2 separate regions of the Homo sapiens genome follow, and region 1 is linked to region 2. The links are chromatin loops, found by intact Hi-C in ENCODE. Cell type or tissue: ascending aorta. All regions are shown on one strand. Region 1 overlaps AUTS2 (activator of transcription and developmental regulator AUTS2). Region 2 overlaps AUTS2 (activator of transcription and developmental regulator AUTS2).

Region 1 (2,500 bases), 310 kb after region 2:
CAGGAGGCAGTGGTAGAGAAAAATCACTGTTACCTATATTTTTAAAAAGACTTGTATAACACCACATTGTGCTACCAGTTTGGGGGAGGGGGTGATGAAGCTAGAGAGAGAAGGCTTCTTATTTCCAAACTTAGAGGCTAGAGGAGGGGGAAGTATGCCATACAGCAAGCACCCCCACCTTTTTTTTTTTTTTTTAACTTGAGAGGTTTTTCAAGAGTGCCATGAAATCAAATAGTGATAGACATGCAACTTCAAAGAGGCAAGGAGTGGCCATCATTACTTTAAACCAGTCTGCATGTCATTCATATGTGGTGTGCATCTCTCCCAACCCCTGTTCTCTTCCTCTCTTCCTCCAGCCACACTCCAGGTAACGGTGGCACTGGGAGGGGACTTAGAACTGAAGTTTTCCTCTCACCCCACCTTGGTGTGCCCACTGTACTCCACAACCCTACCGGTTGCAACCTAGGGCTTGCTTGCTCTTTTTCTTGTACTAGGAAAATTGCAGCAGCTTTTCCTCTGCACCAAGGAGGGACCTTGTCAAGCTGCAGGTGTGGAATTAAAACTCCAGATGTTTTCAGAGGGTTTCCTCGCCCGGGGTGCGTTCTGGTGGGAGTGGGTTGCTCAGGGGAATCTGCTGAGTGCCTCATTTCTGGCCATTCAGTCCCCCACACCCTCTGGGGGCACTGCACTGTGCTCTAGGGGATACAGACACGATACATGTTAGGATGATAGACGTAACTGCTGCCCATGTAGCGAGGCTTTGCCATTGCTTTCATTCTTTCCCTACATTCGGTGAATGCCAGGGGAAGCAACAGGCTCCACTTTTGTGGATGCAGGGTGTGCACGTGTCAGAGGGTGTGAGGAGCTGGGAGGAGAGGATTTCTAAGTGGCCAGTTCATGCTCTTAAGTTATTCATCAAACCGAGCACACTGCGGTCAGTCGGCTGTGGTGGGGAAGGAGGTTAGGTGAAGACCTTTGTGTCTGAGACCCAGACCGTGATCCCCGTCTCCATTTTCCACAATGCAATGATTATTTTGTATTGAGCGCCTACTATGTGCCAGGCCTTTTACATACATGACTTTACCACTGAGCCCTCACAACCGCCCAGAGAGCCTGCTCTTTGCAGATGTGACTGGCTTGGTGGCAATTCAACCCCAGGCTGCGGGCCTAGTGGCCTTTCCCTGCCATGGCGCAATCTTGGAAGCGGCAACTGCGGGGAGGGCGAGGAGCGGTGCAGTTTCCGCCGCGCCCGCCCGCAAGGAAGGCAGCCGGGGGGAGCCGAGGGCTCGAGCCGCGGGGGGAGCAACAGCTGTCGATGTCGCGCCTGGGGACCGCGCCTCCGCTGGGCCGACCCGGCGCCGGGGACGAGAGGAGGGGCGGCGAGGGGCGGGGCGCGCGGGGCGGGACGGAGGAGGGGCGGTGGCACCGGCGGCTCGGGCTCGGCGCGCCGAGGAAGTCCCGCTCCGAGAGCTGCGAGCGTCTGGAGGAGGCGCGCTCGGCGCAGTCGGGGAGCGAAGTCCGGAGCAAGGGGCCCCCGCGTAGCCGCCGCCCCCTCCTGCTACCGTCCAGCCAGGGAGCCCGCGGCGGCCGCCGATGGAGTTCACTTGAGCTGTGAACCGGCGGGAGAGGCAGGCGCCCGCAAGCCGAGCGCGGGCCGGAGCCCAGCCAGCCCCGGGCGCTCACCCGCCAGCCCGCAAGCTCCGGCCAGAGGCGCCGCCGCCCCGCGCCCCGCCGTTGCAGCGCCTCCTGGGCCGCGCGCCGGCGAGATCCGCACAAAATCCAGACTCCCGGAGCGGCTCCCTCCAGCACCGCGGCGGGCCCAGGACCAGGCAGCCCGCGGCGCGGCTGGAGAGGCGGGACCGGCTGTCGGGGAGCCCCGGGCGGCCGCCGGGGAGAAGCCGCCGCGCGCCCTCCTCCTCCTCCTCCCTCTCCCTCCTCCCTCCCTCCGCACATGGTCTCCTTTGTCCTGTCGCCGCCGCCGCCGCCTCGCTCTTAGCTCCGCGCGCCGCGGCGGCGGCTCAGGCCGCTCTTCTCCGCCTCGCCCTCCCGCCGGCCGGCCCGGGACGCGCCTTGTTAGCCCCCGCCGCGCCAGCGCGGCCCCGCGCGCCGCAGGAGCGGCGGGGAGACAGTGGCGAGCGCGGGCCGGGCGATCTCGGCGGGCGCGCTCCTCCCGCCGCCCGGGGCCTCGGCCGCGCTGGATGTGTGCGCGCGGCGCCGGCTCTCGGTCGCCCCGAAGCTGTTGCCCGGTTCGGATCTGGTTCGGCGCCTCCGCTCTCGGACTTTGGCGAGGAAGGAGCCCAGAGACTCTTGTGGACAGAGCCGGGTCGAGAGTTGGGCGTTTTCTCTTCGTGTGTTTTGGTGGTTTCCCCCCTGGTCTTTGACGATCGCCCTTCGGGAGCCCTGCTAAAGAACCAAACCATGAACTTGGGGCTGACCGGACCGTTTAACCCTTTGCAACCAGGTAATGAAGCCCCCGGGGCGCGGCTCGCTTGCCTACCTC
Region 2 (2,500 bases):
AACTGCACTCCACCCTGGGTGACAGAGCGAGCATCCGTCTCAAAAAAAAAAAAAGAAAGAAAGAAAAACTATCATTAGACTTAATTTGTGTCATTTCAGAGGACAGAATTGAGGCCATTCTGTGTGTGTAGGTTCTGGAAGGACACATTTCAGTGCAGAATAAAAGATGTAGTTGTAGCTTGGTAGACTGGCTGCCTTGAAAATTAGTAAACTGTCAACAGAAATATTCAAATACAGGCTAGAAAATCCTCTCAACAAGGAAGTAAAGGGGATTCCTACACTAAGAGACTGAATTTATTAATCTTCAGACTTGGTCTATTATGACATTTACTTGAAGTGTTCTAAGAACTTCACCTTTACCATTGTCTTATGTGGTATTGTTTTCTTCAGCAAAAGACAGGAGCTAAGAATTTTTGGTTGGCTTATTTGCTGTACCAGAGGCAAATAACTGTGCTGTGTTGGAATGACTTAGAAGTAGAAAATATTTCGATCAGGTGCAAATCATGGTCAGGAAGACAACAAGGTCAACTTTTTAAACCCAGATTCTCCAGGGTGAGGATGCATCATGTACAAAACATGACTGACACTAAGCAAAGAGTCTGAAGTGGTTTGATCAGTATATATTGATTATTTGATTTATTGACTTTGCTGCAGTCTTCTTGGAGCTCTTCAGCATCCAGTACTATAAAACTCACTTTTTCATTGTAACATTTGACTTGAGCAAGGACTTAGGTATTTGGCACAAATGACATTCTCTCCTCTTTTCTGATTAATGTGGCTCTGGGATCAAACAAAGTTAGTGCAAATACTGGAATATTTGCTCAAATAGAGACCAAAAGGGCTTAAAATTCAGTGCAGGTAGAATTGTTTAAGTATCAGAAGGGCAGACTTTGGTAATTTCAGCTGCATATGTTGGTTCTTATTTCATTTTGGTAGAAATTGAGTACTGGAGACTGCCTGGAAGCCAGCCTCCAGCATTGACGTCTGACAGTAACCGCAAAAGCAGTCCCCCTTTCCGCTGGCAGAGCCAGGACCACGTCCGTGGCTGTGATCTCAGGGGAGGGCTCCCAGTCCACAGCCTGGGCTTATGACTGGGAAGCCTGCTTCTTGTAAGGTGGGGAAAACAGAGCCAAACTGACCCCACAGAATTTGAACTTGGAGAAACTGTCGAATCCAAAGGATCCATCAAGGCCAGGGACAACGCCTAGTCTGAACTGGCGACCATGGGCTTTTTCAGAGCCAGGTGTCAGAAATGGGTAAATATCAAATTGTGTCTGATTAAAAACAGGAGGGAGCAGAGCTCCCCTTACTCACTGAGGAGCCAAAGTCAGCTGAATGGTGTTTGGCTCCAAATAATTCAAAAGCCACAGTCTCATGACCCAACCAAAGAAATATTCAAAACTAGCCTGAAATAGAACAGCCTGTTTTCAGAAATATGCTATCAAACACATTTATCTTTGGCTAAAAAACGAATTAAGTAGTTTTCTCTTAAAATGGCCAGATATCCATTAACATAGAAGAGTATAGGATAAATACCTCTTATGGAGATGGTCAGATTCATGATTTCATTTAAGTTAAAAATATTGGCAATGATACCGTATAAATAATATTTGCTCTCATCCAACACTTTTGGTTGAATTAGTCTATTACCTGGGGAAAACACTGAAATAGGATGAAATAATACTAAGAATAACATTAGAATTATATATTTGAAAATTACTGATTATATAGCTATTTCACCAATGAGATATTCACAAGATAAAGAAGAGGGATAATGATAGCCCAAGTGGACTTCCCAATAATGCAATAGTGAAGAAATCAAAATCCAGCCAACATGGACATGTCTTATATCTTGATTGGAAGGTAGATAACACAGTACATACATTTGTCAAAACTCAACCAACTGTACACTTTACAGCTGTGTGTTTTCCTGTGTACAAACTATACTTCAAGGAAAAAGTCAAATCAACTTATTTATGGAGCTACAATTTATGAGAAAGTACAACATTAAGCAAGCCTTGGGAGAAAAATTTCCCAGCATTCAGGAAACTTGCAAATCATTCGTTAGCCCTAGACACAAATGTAAGAAAATTTTAATAATAAAAATTAAGTCAATGATGAGGGATTTGAAGATTCTTAATATTGTGGACCTAAATGGAGCCTCTATGATCATTAACCCTCCAGTTACAAATATGGTAAAACAGACATTAAGAAAATTTTAGAAAATTTTCCAAAGAAAATCAGAGTCAGAATTTGACTAGATGGCAGAACGATAAGCTTAAAGCTCCTTCTCCTTTCTCCTTTGTCACATTGACTTCCTCCTGCTCCTACCTGCTAAATATTCTCAAGGGTCTGTTTTCAGCTCTCTTTACCTTTATTTTTATATTGCACTCCCGTTGATCCTTTAATTTCAAAGTTGTTATTTCTTTATTCAGTCAGTAAACACTTTTTGAGTGTATACCGTATACCAAGCACTGTTTTATAGGTGGGTGATACACAG

What was found. A loop is a pair of places that touch in the nucleus more often than their neighbours do. Peaks named below come from ENCODE experiments on the same cell type or tissue, not always from the same donor. Only the 100,000 strongest peaks of a DNase experiment are listed, where the experiment ranks them.
Region 1: it touches region 2 in a loop (4-fold over the local background); 4 of 110 quality-filtered maps call a loop at or near these places.

Annotation. Positions count from the first base shown.
Region 1 is chr7:70,692,585-70,695,084 of GRCh38, forward strand. All of the region lies in intron 5 of AUTS2 (activator of transcription and developmental regulator AUTS2), which reads left to right. Among named protein-coding and RNA genes, the nearest start is that of GALNT17, 440 kb to the right of the region's middle. RefSeq lists silencers at 1,102-1,151, 1,242-1,601, 1,612-1,951, 2,052-2,231. In ascending aorta, no CTCF peak of the experiment used is centred here; DNase peaks (open chromatin) are centred at 1,267, 1,997 and 2,377; H3K4me3 peaks cover 1,800 bases; H3K27ac peaks cover 2,064 bases.
Region 2 is chr7:70,379,461-70,381,960 of GRCh38, forward strand. The region is part of intron 4 of AUTS2 (activator of transcription and developmental regulator AUTS2); the gene reads left to right. Among named protein-coding and RNA genes, the nearest start is that of GALNT17, 750 kb to the right of the region's middle. In ascending aorta, no CTCF peak of the experiment used is centred here; a DNase peak (open chromatin) is centred at 1,061; H3K4me3 peaks cover 584 bases; H3K27ac peaks cover 1,830 bases.